2 separate regions of the Homo sapiens genome follow, and region 2 is linked to region 1. A link is an interaction called in ENCODE POLR2A ChIA-PET data of the cell type or tissue named here. Cell type or tissue: HepG2. All regions are shown on one strand. Each heading gives the region's core, and the rest is flanking DNA. Links, peaks and the distances in the headings are about the cores only.

Region 1 (11,124 bases), core at 3,097-8,096:
GGGTGGTGTGCTACCTGCCCTGGCTATATTATGTCCCTAAGTGGGACCGCTGTGGCCAAGAGACTTAGAATCAAAAGACGTGTAGACAGTTAAATATGCTAGGCCAGATGAAATGGAGGTGGACAGGCACTCATTCATCCCTTTTTTTTTTTTTTTTTAGACAGAGTCTCGCTCTGTTGCCCAGGCTGGAGTGACCCTGGGAGGTGGAGCTTGCGGTGAGCTGAGATCACGCCACCGCACTCCAGTCTGGGCGACAGAGCGAGACTCCATCTCAAAACTAACAAACAAAAAATTGAAAAGCAAAATTTCTTATAATTTCATTAAGAGCAAATCAATACCTTAAGCAGACCTTCTTTTAACATAGGGGACCATTCCTTAGAAAGGAGAAATAATCTCCTTTTAATCGCAGCTAACTTAATCACAAACAAAATTCCTGTTTTTGTAAATTCCCCTTTACAAATCTTTTTTTTTTTTTTTTTTTTTTTGAGACGGAGTCTCGCTCTGTCGCCCAGGCTGGAGTGCAGTGGCGGGATCTCGGCTCACTGCAAGCTCCGCCTCCCGGGTTCACGCCATTCTCCTGCCTCAGCCTCCCAAGTAGCTGGGACTACAGGCGCCCGCCACTACGCCCGGCTAATTTTTTGTATTTTTAGTAGAGACAGGGTTTCACCGTTTTAGCCGGGATGGTCTCCATCTCCTGACCTCGTGATCCGCCCGCCTCGGCCTCCCAAAGTGCTGGGATTACAGGCCTGAGCCACCGCGCCCGGCCTCCCCTTTACAAATCTTATCACAACTTACACAAACCATCTATGTCCTGCTTGGACTTTCTGACTTGTCCTAGACTATTTCTCTCTTTCTTCATTTTCTCTTTCTTTTTTTTTTTTTGAGATGGAGTTTTGCTCTTGTTGCCCAGGATGGAGTGCAATGGTGTGATCTCAGCTCACCACAACCTCCGCCTCCCAGGTTCAAGCAATTCTCCTGCCTCAGCCTCTCTAGTAGCTGGGATTACAGGTCTGTGCCACCATGCCCAGCTAATTTTGAATTTTTAGTAGAGACGGGGTTTCTCCATGTTGGTCAGGCTGGTCTCGAACTCCCGACCTCAGGTGATCCACCCGCCTCAGCCTCCCAAAGTGCTGGGATTACAGGCATGAGCCACCACACCCAGCTTCTCTCTGTCTTCCTTCCTTCCTTTCCTTCCTTCCTTCTCTCTCTCTCCCTCCCTCCCTCCATCCCTCCCTCCCTCCCTCCTTCCTTCCTTCCTTCCTCTCTCTCTCCCTCTCTCTCCTTCCTTCCTTCCTTCTTTCCTTCCTTCTTTCTTTCCTTTTTTAAAGACAGGGTCTTGTTCTGTTGCTCAGGATGAAATGCAGTGGCACAATCTTGGCTCACTGCAGCCTGAATCTCCTCGGCTTAAGCAATCTTCCCACCTTAGCCTCCCGAGTACCTGGGACTACAGGCACATGCTGCCATGCCCAGCTAAGTTTTATATTTTTGGGGAGACAGTGTTTCACCATGTTCCCCAGGCTGGTCTCAAACTCCTGAGCTCAAATGATCCCCCTGCCTCAGCCTCCCAAAGTTTTGGGATTACAGGTGTGAGCCACCACATCTGGCCTTCCTCTTTCTTAAATAACCAGTCATTCTACTCTAGGACAATAATTTTCCATACAAGATCCTTTCTCATATAAAGGTATTGTCTTTTCTTTATAAGCTTCTTTGCCAAAAATACATCTTTGTATCCATAATTTTTTTCACATCTCTCTCTCCCCTACTTAATGGTTTCTTTCAACCTTGTTTAAGGACCTTTTTTTTTTTTTTTTTTTGAGATGGAGTTTCACTCTTGTCGCCCAGGCTGGAGTGCAATGGCATGATCTCAGCTCACTGCAACCTCTGCCTCCCCAGTTCAAGAGATTCTCCTGCCTCAGCCTCCTGAGTAGCTGGAATTACAGGCGCCCACCACCACACCCAGCTAATTTTTGTATTTTTAGTAGAGATGGGGTTTCACCATGTTGCTCAGGCTGGTCTCAAACTCCTGACCTCAGGTGATCCACCTGCCTTGGCCTCCCAAAGTGCTGGGATTACAGGTGTGAGCCACTGCGTCTGGCCAAGAACCACTTTTAACTCCATAATTTGAATTGACTTTTAGATAACTTTTTTTTTTTGGTATTTTTAGTAGAGATGTGTTTCACCATGTTGGCCAGGCTGGTCTTGAACTCCTGACCTGAAGTAATCCACCCAACTTGGCCTCCCAAAGTGCTGGGTTTACAGGCATGAGCCACTGCGTCTGGGCAGATAACTTCTGAATTAGACAAAATTCTTCTTTTTCTCAATAAGAACACATCTTTGGCACATTTTATATAAATCTAGAAAGCAAGAAATCCTGAAATGCCCATTAGATATTAGCATTTTATGGATGAGCAGCATTCCACAATTCTTTTTGTTCGTTTGTTTGTTGTTTTTGACATGGAGTCTCGCTGTGTTGCCCAGGCTGGAGTGCAGTGGTGCAAACTTGGCTCACTGCAACTTCCACCTCCCAGGTTCAAGCAATTCTCATGCCTCAGCCTCCCGAGTAGCTGGGATTACAGGTGTCTGCCACCATGCCTGGCTAATTTTTTGTGTGCTTTGGGTAGAGATGAGGTTTTACCATGTTGGCCAGGCTGGTCTCAAATTCCTGATCTCAAGTGATCCACCTGCGTTGGCCTCCCAAAGTGTGGGATTACAGGCATGAGTCACCATGCCCAGCAGGATTCCACAATTCTTTTTTTTTTTTTTTTTTTTTGAGATGGAGTCTCACTCTGTCACCCAGGCTGGAGTGCAGTGGCAAGATCTCGGCTCAATGTAACCTCCACCTCCGAGGTTCAAGTGATTCCCCTGCCTCAGCCTCCCGAGTAGCTGGGACTACAGGCACGTGCCACCACGCCTGGCTAATTTTTTGTTTTTTTAGTAGAGATGGAGTTTCACCATGTTGGCCAGGATGGTCTCCATCTCCTGACCTCATGAGCCACCCACCTTGGCCTTCCAAAGTTCTGGGATTACAGGCATGAGCCATCGTGCCCGGCCCAGGATTACTTATAAAAACTATGATACTAGGCTGGTCAAAGTTATATCCTGGTTAATCATTTTTAAAGTCTGAATATTAAGTGAACACCTATCTAAGAATCTTAAACACATGAGCATTTTGCCGACAACTCAGAAGATTCAGTTATTTTCATTGAACCAATGATCTTAAATTAGTCTTACTTGCACAAGGCTATTTTATCAATAATTTCAGACATTTCTATATTTATCAATAATTTTACAACCAGTTTTATTTACCAAAGATTCATGTGAATTTGAAAAGCATTTGTACTTAATTTATAAGTACTAATTTACTTAAAATTCAATTTGGTAGCATGTTAGACACATGGTGGGGAAAGGAATGATGTGATGTGTCAGTCAGGATAGGTCAACTGCTGTAACAAACAGCCCTCAAATCTCAGTGGCTGAACACCATACAGCTCTGCTTCTGGCTCACACAAAATCCTTGCAGACGGTCTTGGTTAGGCATCTCTCCTCCTTGTGGTAACACAGGGATCCTGGCTTCCTCCTTGTGATGCTGTTGTCTTCATCCTGCAGCTTCCTAGGTCACCAGGAAAGCAGAGGAGAGTGTGAGGAAGGCATACCAGCTGTTTCACCTCCTTGGCCCTAAAGGGGTGTGTATTACTTCTGTTCATACCTTAGTCCATTCAGGTGGTGGGCGCGTAGACTTCCATGTGGTGATTCAGGGACCCAGGCTTCTTGGGACTAGTAACTCTGCCAGGTTTCTTCCCTTAGATCCTTTGCCACTAGTTAGACTTAGAGAGGGCAGAGAGGGCCTCCCAGGAGAGAGAAGTGACCTAATTAAGGAGTCACATGGTCCCAGACACTGCAAGGGGGTGGGGGGCTAGGAAATGTAGTCTTCTGGTGTGCCTAGGAAGAAGAAATGCATTCAGAGAGTGGAAGTACTGAGTCTCTGCCAGGACGGGTGGCAGCGTTCACAAGGGGATGGAATCCACACTAGGGATGGGGAGAGGTGCAGACAAGAGGCAAGAAAGTGGCAAGGTCAGTGAATGGAAGGTCGAGAGGGGTTGGGAAATCGTAGCCAGGGAGGGTCCTGGAGGAGAGGCCTAAGCTCAAAGGCTAGGAACTGGTGGACCCAAAGTGGGATGATTAAAACACATTTCAGAGCCAGGGCTATTTCTAGTGGGGAGAAAGTACAGGGCATGGTGGAAGGCCTATGCAGAGAAGATGTCAGTGAGGGTGGCAAGGTAACAGCGGCCAGGTGCTGCATAGGTCATGCAGGTAGAATGTTGAAGTCACACAGAGTGATGGCAGAAGCCTGGAGAGAAATGGGTTTTTAATTTTTTTAATACTGTGGCTGTGTGTTTCTTTGAACACTCTGTTCCAGGCTCTTTGTAACTATTCACTCATTTAATCCTTTAACAACCTTATGCAGTAGGTACTGGTATTCTCCTCATTTTACGGGCAAGGTACAGAGGCAAAGAGAGAATAATCACCTGCCCAGGGCCAAATAGCCAACAACTGGTGGGGCTGGGATTAGAACTCAAGCAGCAGGGCCCCATTAGGCTACCTCTGGAATCTTCAGACCATTTGTTCACAATTCATTTATTCATTCCTCCAAACAGTCATTGAGAATTTGCGACGTGCATGCTCTGAAGGAGGAGGGGGCCTCAGGGGTCTGTAGATGCAGGAGGCAAGGACAGGAGAGGACAGCGTGAGCCCAAGGACATAGACTTTGGGAGAGGACTGGGAAGGGGTTCTTGGCCCAGCCTGGAGGCCTTGCTTGGTCGGATTAGTCAATCCTGCCTCCCGGGCGGGGGTAGGGACCACAGGCATCCTAGGCAGCAATCCAGCCAGGGAACCTTGGCCTTATCACAGGCTGCTGGTGGCCAAGGGTTTCCCTTTCCATCCACCACCCCCGTCCACGTGGCGCGGTAGCCTGGGTAGTTTATTGTTATCAGCATTGTAAATATAAATTCTAATCGCAAAAGCAGCTTCAGCACACTAAGTCCTAGGAAAATTGTAATCCCCTTAACCCCGCACCAGCCCCAACTTTGCGGGGCAACTCCTCGCCAGGTCCCAAGGGGGGGCGGGGGTGGGGGCTTGTAGGGCAGGGAGGCCCGCAGTCGGTGGCAGTCAAGCTGCGCCGCTCCCCAGAAGCCCCGGGGCGGAGGGAGGAATGGGGGTCCTGGGACGCCTCGCCGCCAACCCCGCCCCTCGCGCGAGGCCCCGCCCGCTGTTTTCCTGGGAGCTCCGCCTACCCCGCGGGCCCCGCCCCTGCCCGCCCCTTCTGAGGCCCCCTCCTCCCGGCGCCGCTCTCGCCAGGAGGGGCCAGAGGGAAGCCAGAATCCCGTTGGTCCGGATTCCTTCTCAGCGGGCAGCCGCTGGCCTTGGAATTCGGCCCGGGCAGTAGCGCTGGGGGAGGAGGGTCCGCCTTCGCTTCCCTGTGACCCAGTGGATCTTCCCAAGGCCTGCCCCTCCTCCCCGCCGCCGCTCATCCCCCTCTGCCTTCTTAGATGGCATTCTAAGAAGCTTGGGGGCCCGGCCAAGGCTACACGGACGGGCTGCCAGTGGGGCCCCACCGATCGCTGGTAGCTTCCACAAGCTGGTGTGGGGATGGGGGCTGCCAGCTCCCCTGCCTCCCTGTCAGTCACTCAAAGGGGGTGCCGACAGGACTGGGGGCCCCTTAGGGGCCTCTTGCCATTCAGGCCTGGATGGCAAGTGCCCTTGGGAGGGGAGGATCAAGGATGGAGTAGGCCCACGACTGGCCATGGCATCCTGCGTGAGCAGAGCCGCTGTCCTGCCTGTGCCCCTGTGCCTCTGCTTACCCATCTGTACAAGGGGTCCCCTGCAGAAGGGAGGGCCAGCCCAAAGCTACCAGGCAAAAGTCCAGCCTGCAGGGCCCAGGGCTGACTGAGGGGAGAGGGGCCCTGTGCAGCCGGCAGAGGGGGTGCGGTGCCTGAACCCAGGTTGCCCAACTCCTAGCCCAGAAGTGTTATCCCCACAGTGTAACCTGCATGATGACTGGGGTCTTTTTAAAAATTGTATTTATTTTCTATTTTGTTTGTTTGTTTTTTGGAGACAGAGTTTGGCTCTTTTGCCCAGGCTGGAGTAAAGTGGCGCAATCTTGGCTCACTGCAACCTCTGCCCTCCAGGTTCAAGTGATTCTCCTGCCTCAGCCTGTTAAATAGCTGGGATTATAGACACCTGCCACGATGCCCAGCTAATTTTTGTATTTTTAGTAGAGACAGGGTTTCGCCCTGTTGGCCAGGCTTGTCTTGAACTCCTGACCTCAGGTGATCCACCTGCCTCGGCCTCCCAAAGTGCTAGGATTACACGTATGAGTCACTGCGCCACAATTTTGCATTTATTGTGCCAAAAATTGCATTTATTGTGTTACAAATGTAATGCAAGCTTAAAGCACAAAACCTCAAATCAGGTTTTCAACAAACTTGGAAAGGGAGCTTAGATTGCCTGACTTAAGACTGGCGACGGTGGCTCATGCCTGTAATTCCAGCACTTTGGGAAGCTGAGGTGGGCAGATATCGAGACTAGCCTGGCCAACATGGCAAAACCCCATCTCTACTAAAAATACCAAAATTAGCCGGGCGTTGTGGTGCACACCTGTAATCCCAGCTACTTGGGAGACTGAGGCAGGCCAGTCACTTGAACCCATGAGGAAGAAGTTTCAGTGAGCCGAGATTGCACCACTGCATTCCAGCCTGGGCAACGAGAGAGGCCTCGTCTCAAAAAAAAAAAAAAAAAAAAAAAGATCACCTGACTTAAAACACCGGCTATGTGGACACAGGAAATGCATTCTGAGGGGCCCAGGGGATCATCTCCAGTAGAGGAACGGTCACTAGGTCATTGCCAGGGTCTACTATGGCAGCCCCAGGAGGCAATCATGTGCCCCAAGGGCCTCAGATTTAGATACATCTGAATAAGGATAATCAGATTAGTACAGAGATCTGTTGTCAGGCCTGAAAGATGTTTGTCACACCATACCACTTAAGGTGCTCTACAAACCATTATTATTATTATTATTGACAGTATCTCACTCTGTCACCCAGGCTGGAGTCAGTGGCTCAATCATGTCTCTACAGCCTCAATCCCCTGGGCTCAAGTGATCCTCCTGCCTCAGCTTCCCCAGTAGCTTGGACCACAGGCAGGTGTCACTATGCTTGGTTGGCTCCATTATTATTTTAAAGTAATCCCTCTATTACCTTGAGAATTGCAAAATTATCTTGAATGGGACTTTTGCATGTGTGTTAAAAGCACTGATTTGTTCAATTTAAGTATTTCAAACATGCCCCAGTTTTGGTAACCCTGTCGAGATGTTTCTTTTTTTTTTTTTAGAGATGGAGTCTTGCTCCTGACCTCAGGTGATCTGCCCACCTCAGCCTCCCAAAGTGCTGGGATTACAGGCGTGAGCCACCGTGTCCCGCCTAGATTTTTCTTAATTTTTGAATGTGCCAGGAGCTTCAAAGAATGGAAAACTCTCCAGGCCCTGTTAGACCTGCCAGAGCTCCTGCAGGCTTTGCGCTTCCACTGGCACTTAGGATGAATGGGTATTTGCTGCTCTCTGCCAGGCTCTGGGAATCCAGCTAACAATAAGCTGAAAAGCATAGATACCCTTTGTGGGGCTTTGGCTCTACACCCAGCTCTTTCCTTGCTGGTTTCGGTGAATCTCCCCAACAGCCCTGTAGAGTAGGACTCCATTTGGGGATGAGGAAAGTGGCTTAGAAAGGTAGATGTTCTGTCCAAGGTCACACAGTGGGTGGCAGCATGACCTCTAAAGATTGTGTGTGTGTGTGTGTGTGTGTGTGTGTGTGTGTGTGTGCGCGCGCGCGTTATGGAGTCTTGCTTTTATTGCCCAGACTGGAGTGCAGTGGCATGATCTCGGCTCACTGCAACCTCCACCTCCTAGGTTCAAGTGATTCTCCTTCCTCAGCCTCCCGAGTAGCTGGAACTATAGACATGTGCCACCATGCCTGGCTAATTTTTGTATTTTTAGTAGAGACGGGGTTTCACCGTGTTGGCCAGGCTGGTCTCGAACTCCTGACCCAGGTGATCCACCTTGGCCTCTCAAAGTGTTGGGATTACAGGCGTGAGCCACTGCACCTGGCCAGAATTTTTACCCATAATATTATACTCAAAATCCCTGCAAATGAGGACAGGAGGAATGCCTGCCCCACCCACCAGACAGATGGATATTCTAGTCACCTGCTTCCTCTGAGCCCTGTGGGCCCTAGACTCTGGCTGCGGGTGCTGAGCCAAATGTATGGTAGAAGGGTCAGTCCAAGTCAGACCACACTTGTGCTCAGAGACCTCCAGAAAGCTGCTGGACCTACACAGCCTTTCGCTGACAGAGCTGGGCTGGGGCCACGCTCAGCACTCAGGGAAAGCCCAGCTCCATGTCACTCTGCTAGCTGGCACTGCAACCCAATCTTCAACATGGAGGATTGCAGCCAGGTGGCCTCTGTGCTCTCATCAATATTTTAAGGCTCAGAACTGGAGCAGGGGTGCTTGGTCCTGGGTGTGACCTGGGAGGAGGTGTGAGCACAGCCTTGCCAGGGCTCTGCTTCTCCAGCCCGTGAGGGAACCCCCACTGTGCCAAATGTCTAGTGCTTCCTGGGCCAAAGGTGCTTATGGTGCAGAAGGACAGAAGGACAAGGCTCCCCTGGATGGGGTCCTGGGTGGAGTCCCAGGTCCTGCTGGCCTTTAACGAATGGTTTTATCCCCTGGGAAGCTCCCTTGCCACCTGGGAGATGAAGTGCTAATGACACTCACCTCACTGCTGCTTAGGGAACTTGCTGTATGCAGCATCTTTGAAAGGGCTCAAAGCCTGCTCCTACCAGGTGCTTGACAGTGGGTTCCCCCATCTTGGGGGGAGTCAGACTCACAAAGCCCTTTCTCAGAACAGGCCTTGGAGTTGGTGGCAGGGCTGAGGCCCGTGGGTGGACCCCGAGGAACCCATCAGCAGGAAATTCAGAGTGGACGGGAACTTCCCAATCTTTCCTCTATCCCTCCTAAGGCCCATCACCCACCCTCTGAGTCTGCTCTCAGAATTCAGCATCAATCACAGAGCTTTTGGATAATTTTTTTATCTTATCCTAGAGGAAAAGGTTTGGTAATTGGAACAACCTCCAATTACCTGCCATAGCAAGTTTCTCTCAAACTCGTCTACTTGTGCACAGACATTGACATTTTGGTTATCAGAGTGTTTGAATTATTTTTGTTTAAAATGTATTTTTATTTTCCTAGCCTCTGTTGCCCAGGCTGGAGAGCAGTGGCGTGATCATGGCTCACTGCAGCCTTGAACTCCTGGGTTCAAGGGATCCTCCCACCTCCGGCTTCTAAGTAACTGAGATTACAGGCACATGTCACTGTGCCTGGCCAATTATTTTATTTTTTGTAGAGACAGGGTCTCACTTGTTGCCCAGGCTCATCTTGAACTCCTGGCCTCAAGCAAACCTCCCACCTTGGCCTCCCACAGTGCTGGGATTACAGGCATAAGCTACTACACCCGGCCCAAATTCTTTTCTTATACGACACTGTCTTCCCAAGCTGTGAAATGCTACAAGTGCATGCATTATTCATCTCCGAAAACCAACCACTGGCAGAGGCAACGCCATGCAATGCACTGCACGCAACCAAACGGTTACTTCTTGCATGCTATGCATTTTGCATACATTCTCTCAATCCTGGATGCTCGGGGTATTATAATCCCCATTTTATAGTTGAGGAAACCGAGGCTCAGCCCAAAGTCATAAGTTAATAATTGCTGAGCCAGGAGCTCACTGATTCATTCATTCAGCAAATACGGTCTCACTCTGTCACTCAGGCTGGAGTGCAGTGGGTGCCTTGACCTCCCAGGCTCAAGTGATGCTCCTGGCTGAGCCTCCCAAGTAGTCGGACAAGTGTAAGACACAATGCTCTGTTAATTTTTTTTTTCATTTTTAATTTTTGAGACAGTCTTTTTTTTTTTTTGAGACGGAGTCTCGCTCTGTCTCCCAGTCTGTAGTGCAGTGGCGCGATCTCGGCTCACTGCAACCTCCGCTTCCTGGGTTTTATGCCATTCTCCTGCCTCAGCCTCCCGAGTAGCTGGGACTACAGGCATGCACCACCTACGCCCGGCTAATTTTTTTTGTATTTTTAGTAGAGATGGGGTTTCACCGTGTTAGCCGGAATGGTCTCGAACTCCTGACCTTGTGATCCGCCCACCTCGGCCTCCCAAAGTGCTGGGGTTACAGGCATGAGCCACCTCGCCCGGCGAGACAGAGTCTTGTTATGTTGGCCAGGCTGGTCTCAAACTCCTGGCTCAAGTGATCCTCCTGCCTTGGCCTCCCAAAGTGCTGGGATTACAGCCATAAGCCACCATGCCTGGCCTTGAGGCAACCTCTTCCTCCCACAGGGAACTGTGATCCCATAAAAATGTCTGAGGCTTTTCCTAACAAAAGCCAGCAGATGCCAGAAAGAGTTATTTCAAATTATAGAGGGCCACTCCTTACTTTAGTGTCCCTTCCTCCTGGCCAGATTTCTGGCATTCCTTTGAGATTACCAGACTGGTGCCAGGGGACAGTGGGACAAAGGGCTTGTCACCTGGGCAGGCCATTGGCATGGCCCCACCTCCCTGTGAGCCGGTATTTTTAGAGAAAGTCCTTGGCTCCTTTATCCAAACGGCCTCCCCAGATTGAAGCCCTTGGCTTCTCAGCCTTTCAAACATCCAGTGGCCGGCCTCCGTCCCAGGGGCCTTGGTCTCTCCTACCTCCCTGCAGGTCAACTTCCAGGCCTGTCGCCACAGCAGCCTTACAAAAGTCCCCTTTCATTTTTATCCTTAAATAAGACCATTTTGCGTGGAGCAAGTTCAGCCAAGTACACACTCTAAAAGATTTTTGCGGCCGGGCGCGGTGGCTCACTCCTGTAATCCCAGCACTTTGGGAGGCCGAGGCGGGCGGATCACGAGGTCAGGAGATCGAGACCATCCTGGCTAACACGATGAAACCCCGTCTCTACTAAAAATACAAAAAAAAAAAAAAAAAAAAAAAAAAAATTAGCCAGGCGTCGTGGCGGGCGTCTGTAGTCCTAGCTACT
Region 2 (5,177 bases), core at 178-5,177, 77 kb after region 1:
ACTACTGAACACATGTGTATGATACTAAAGACGGTATTAAAATGGAGCGACGTTTATTTCATCTCTTGTTTACGATTTCACTAGGACTCAGAAACGAGATCGGGAAGCAGAAATATAGTGCAATAGTGCAACATCTCTGAATCCTTTTAATCTAGAGAAGGCATTTCATATTTGGGGGCTAAGGTTTCCAGTCAGATGAGGCAAACAGCAAGAGTAAGCAGTGTTACTTGCAGGTACTTTGGTTAATGTTGATTTAAATTTTCATGAATGTGCTGGTGAACACTGTGACCAGGCTTTTGTAGATGGCGATGTGTTATAGACGGTGCTCACTCCCAAGGGACAGCAAGTGAGCAGAGATGTACTGCAAAGTCGCCAGTCACTGCTGCAAGGTGGCCTCTGCCTGGGGCCTCCAGAAGCTGCTCCTTTACCCTCTTGGTCCCATGGCTGAAGCTGGAGCAGCGGATTGCTCTGGAGCAGCCAAGGCCGCCAGCGTGTGGAGCAGAGCTCTCCCCTCCTGCTGGGCGTGTGTGACACTGATGAGTTTCACTGTACTGCATGTGACTTCTCCCCTGCCCTTCCTCCTGATGGAGTGTGCAGACAGCCATGCGTGGCCACGGGGGCAGTGTGAGGACCTCCCTGTCTCCCGGCTCCCCTCCCAGGGGAGCCAGCTGCTTGACCTAGCTCTTTGGGCCTCTCCTGCCCTCTGCTCTGCCTGGAGTGTCGGATCCTGTGAGTAGGCTGGGCCTCCCCTGGGCAGGGTTCTCCAAGGGCCCGGTTTCCCGGCCCTTACCTTTCCTGATGCCCCTGACATCATCATTCTTGTGGGAGACAGCAGCCTGTATGTGGTGTGGGGCGTGGATCGAGTGTAGCTGTGAAATCCATATATATGAAATGTCCTGCGGGATACAGTCTTAGCTGACTTTTTTTTACTCTGAACTCTTATTTGAATTGTTTTTTGTGCATATATTTCTGCTACCACAGAGATTGTACTATACAAATAAAAAAATAAAAACCCAACCTCAAGCTGTCACCCTTGGATGTGTCCTGAATCTCAGGCAGGGCTCCTGGTACCTGAAGGAGCCCACGGAGGGCTCCATCTGCACCCACTCAGCCCCTTAGCTTAGCAGTGCTCCGCTGCTCTCAGCTGGCATCCCAGCAGCATGTGGCCCCATCATCAGCCCTCCTCCACCTCCTCCTCTTCTTCCCCAGCACACTCTGGTTTCCCTGCTTCTAGCCCAGAAGCGAAGAGCCCTGGAGGACGTTGGAGACTGGGAGCAGTGCTGGTGCCTGGGGATGCTGAGCGGCTGGGCAGGAGGGAGGCTTTTGCTGTTCAGCCTTCTAGAGAGTTACAGTTTTAAGCAGGTGAAGCCAAACTGAATGAAGCAGTAAAGGTGTTGCGCTCCTGCACAGGAGCTCCAGTGGCTTCTCACTCACCGTCTTCCTGTGCCCAGGCCACTGCTGGCCTCACTCAGCCCTCGCCTCTGCCTGGTCCACACGAGCTCGCTTGCAGTCTCCTCGCAGAGATACATGTGGAGCCGATCTTCCAATACTGGGCTCCTTCACTTTGCCCCACTGTCAGCTCAGTCACAGTCTCAGGCCTTCCTATTCTACCCAGGACACTGCCATTCCCTAAACCACCCTGGGCCCGGCCCTGGCCCATCGTTTCTCTCCATGCAGCTTAACTTTCCTGGAGCCCCTGGTGGTCTCTACATCAGGCCATAAGCTCACGTGGACAAGGATGGGCTCGGGCCTGTGCTGTTCAGTGCCCAGTCCTCCACGCAGGTGACCCACCCCATCCCTATGTCTCCCTATGTCCATGCCCCAGAGGTGCCCACCCCAGTGCCTTATGTGCCATTCTCTTGGCAAACTGGACTTCTCTAGCCACCACTGCCAGGCACCCCCATGTCAAAGCCAGGGCGGGGCTGACTGGTCATGTCCCTGGGATCCCACACTGCACCCCTCCTAAATCACACTGGGGCCACTCACCACGAGTGCTGCTCACCTATCCCCACCTCACTGCCCGCCCCAAGTCTCTGCCCAGCTCTCTCCCCAGGAGGGAGTAAGGCGTTGGGTTCTGGATTTGGTCCAGATCCACCTGCAGCTCTCCGGAGTCCTTCATTTAGCCTTCTCTGCTCCTACCCCAGCACTGTGAGCACCGTTTCTCTAAGCTGAATCTGCTGGGCATGTGGAATTACCTTAGAGCCCCTGATACGACCCCTGGCATCCAGAGGTCCTGAGCAAAGCAGTCCAGGAGCCAATGGACAGGCTCCTCCCAGCAGCTGGCCTCAGCCACAGCTGTGGGAAGAACCACTTTGCAGCTTGTTGGCTTCTGGGAAGCACTTCCTCTGCCTCCCAGTGGGGGTGGGACCCAGGCCAGAGGGAACTGCAGAAAGCCACCCCCATTCTGCCAGCAACGCAGGAAGGACCACCTGGGAGGGATCAGGAAGACTGTAGTCTCAGGTGAGGGGAGGCTGGGCCTGGAGTCAGGCTCAGCCCCTGTTCTGAACCCCGGGGTCCTGGGTAATGTCTGCTGCTGGGGACAGCCTCTACCCTTCCTGGCAGGTGTGTGGCCTTGGGCGTGTGACACCATGGCCCTGCATGGAGCACTGGCCGGGGCTCAGGTGCCCCACACTGCTCTGTACTTCCAGACCCCTGAGGCCCGGCACCAGGGCATGGATATTGGCACCACTCCCAACAGAGAGTAACCCAGACACCCGCTCACAGCCAGGTGCACACCTCCAAGGATGGGGAGCTCACTCCCCTGACCCGGCCTGGGAAGACATTTGCTCACTCCAAGTTAGAATGTGCTGGAAACATCTCTCCTTGGCCCTTTTCTGCCCCTTTTCACCCCAAGAGTCTGACATTATTGCAGATCTGCTCAGGTCCAGGCCTTGACTTTTGAGGTCCCAGATCCTACACCATGCCTTCTACCCTGCCACCTGCCTCAGCTAAAAAGGAGGGAAGAGAGACGAGACATCACTGCCAGGGCGGACCGTCTTTATTCCTCTCCTGCCTCAGAGGTCAGGAAGGAGGTCTGGCAGGACCTGCAGTGGGCCCTAGTCATCTGTGGCAGCGAAGGTGAAGGGACTCAGCTTGTAGCCCGTGCCTGAGTAGAACTTGTTCTGGAATTCCACCCTGGGGGTGAGAAGCAGAGGGGTTGGTGAGGGGAACTCACGCCTTGAGCAGCCCAGGCCAGTGGGTGGTCGCTCACCAGTGCAGCCGCAGGGCGTGCAGGAAGGCTGAGAGTCCCTCCATCACCAGCAGGATAGCCACGGTCATCACGGCAAAGGCGGCAAAGATGGGGACCAGCACCACAGCCGCCACGCCCACCTCCCGGCCCAGGCCCAGGCCTATGCGCATCACCATGGCCCACAGAACCTCGGACAGCTCTGCAAGCAAAGGAGACAGTGGGGGCCAACGGCAAGTGGGTGCCTGCCAGCCCCCTACCTACCTGCCGCAGCCTGAAGCCCTCCCTGCACGGGGGGCCAGCGAGGGACCTCCTTGGACAGTCCCACTTTACAGAGGGGAAACTGAGGCCCAGAGAGAAGCAACCCGCCCAGCCAGCAGCGGTATGTGAGAAGCCAGGAGCTGGGGCCAGCCGTCGGTGGCCAGGTCACTCACGGGCGTGGGCCAGGCTCAGGGCCCACAGGCGCAGGTAGGAGGCGGTGTTGGAGACGCAGCCCAGGCAGAACTCGATGGTGTGGATGGCCTGGTGCATGAGCACCTCGGAGGGGACGAGCTGCGGGGCGGGTGCAGTGAGGGCCGGCAGGGCCTCAGCCGTCCCACCCCCAGGAAGGCACTGCACCCACCTCGGCCTCCTCTTCATCATCCAGGCCCCCTGCCTTTTCCTCATCGGAGCTCCAGCCATTCACAGATGCGTCAGGCAGGTCCAGCAACCCGGCCTTGTTTTCCTCCTGGGGCATGAGCAGGCAGTGTTGGCAGCACTCCAGCCCCAGGAGGTCCCCCACCACCCGCCAGGCCTGCTCCTGGCCACTCAGGAGTCTGTCAGGAAGCGAGGAGTCAGGGACACACCGGACAGTGGCCTCTCCCCGCAAGCAGCCCCCCACACCTTAGGCCCCGGTCCCACCTGTCGGTCAGCGGGCCTCCTCCGCAGGCGGCGGCGGTGGCGGTGCAGCAGGTGCAGGGGTGTGCCAAGCAGCAGGATGGGCACCATGGCCAAGGCCAGGACCACCAGCGTGGCCTGGACCACCTCCTGCCAGGGAGAGGGCGAGAGTCAGGGCGTCCCTGCTGTGCACACCTGCAAAGGAACCTGAGTCACAGCAGTCACGGGGCCCAGAGAGCCTGCGGTCGCTCCTCCCTCCAGGGCCCCCGGGGGCTCCGTGCCCTCACTGGGTGAGGGTCTGCCTCCATAAGGACTCCTGAGGGAAGGGACCCCCGGTTCCCAGTGCCAGTTGTGCCACCTGCTAAAGATGCACACCATCACCTCTGACGGCCCTGTCTGCACGGCCCGGGGCCTGCATCCCCGTTTCTCGGACGAGGATCTTGCAGCTCCCAGTGGCCCTGTGACCGCGGGGTCCCCATGAGGCCGTGTGAGCCCGGCCCCCACCAGCCGCAGCCCACCTGCCGGGGGTAGAGCAGCCTGTTGCTGGGGCTGTGGGAGAAGAGGAACATGTTGATGAAGTGGATGAGGATGCTGGGGGCCGAGGCGGCCCTGGCAGCCCAGACACACAGCCACTTGTAGATGACTAGGAACACGAGGTAACCGAAGAGTCCCAGCAGGAAGGTGAGCTCCGGCAGCGTCTCCAGCAGCAGCCGGTGCCTCTGGCCAAAGTGCCTGGCGGGCAAGAGGGAGGTGTGCTCACTGGGGCCCACTCTGGCCTGCCAGCCTCCCGTCCCCCGGGCAGCCTTGGCCCTCACACGTGGTTGAAGACTCCGAGGACCACCCCAAAGGCCATGTGCACGACGCCCAGGATGACGGACATCTTCATCTTGAAGGAGTTGAGGAAGCTCAAGTGGTTGGCAGCCAGGCTCCAAATCTAGGGTGGCAGCAGGGGTGGGCTGGACTCAGGGGCTCCCTCGCCATCACTGCCAGGAAGTCCCCGGCCCGAGTCACTCTCTCACCACCCTGTTTTCCCCCTCGGAGCCTGCAGCCTCATCCATCACCCACCCACCGAGGGGCAACAGAGCGCAGATGGGCCAGCTGCCACGGTGCCAGC

The links. Peaks named below come from ENCODE experiments on the same cell type or tissue, not always from the same donor. Only the 100,000 strongest peaks of a DNase experiment are listed, where the experiment ranks them.
Region 2: POLR2A ChIA-PET joins it to region 1 with 5 read pairs; 8 of 35 experiments call an interaction of 5 or more read pairs at or near these places.

Annotation. Positions count from the first base shown.
Region 1 is chr11:68,122,665-68,133,788 of GRCh38, reverse strand. It overlaps CHKA-DT (CHKA divergent transcript), which reads right to left. Exons shown (of 4, transcript NR_183630.1): 2 at 4,601-4,708; 3 at 3,707-4,348; 4 at 3,274-3,610. Among named protein-coding and RNA genes, the nearest start is that of CHKA-DT, 6.3 kb to the right of the region's middle. RefSeq lists an enhancer at 10,896-11,124. In HepG2, for the core only: no CTCF peak of the experiment used is centred there; DNase peaks (open chromatin) are centred at 4,888, 5,388, 5,968 and 6,808; H3K4me3 peaks cover 1,896 bases.
Region 2 is chr11:68,048,699-68,053,875 of GRCh38, reverse strand. TCIRG1 (T cell immune regulator 1, ATPase H+ transporting V0 subunit a3) reads right to left here. Exons shown (of 20, transcript NM_006019.4): 14 at 4,879-4,997; 15 at 4,582-4,795; 16 at 4,088-4,213; 17 at 3,810-3,914; 18 at 3,622-3,739; 19 at 3,212-3,389; 20 at 2,981-3,135. The coding sequence ends at 3,057. CHKA (choline kinase alpha) reads left to right here. Exons shown (of 12, transcript NM_001277.3): 12 at 1-1,017. Among named protein-coding and RNA genes, the nearest start is that of MIR6753, 6.5 kb to the right of the region's middle. RefSeq lists an enhancer at 2,955-3,947. In HepG2, for the core only: no CTCF peak of the experiment used is centred there; no DNase peak of the experiment used is centred there.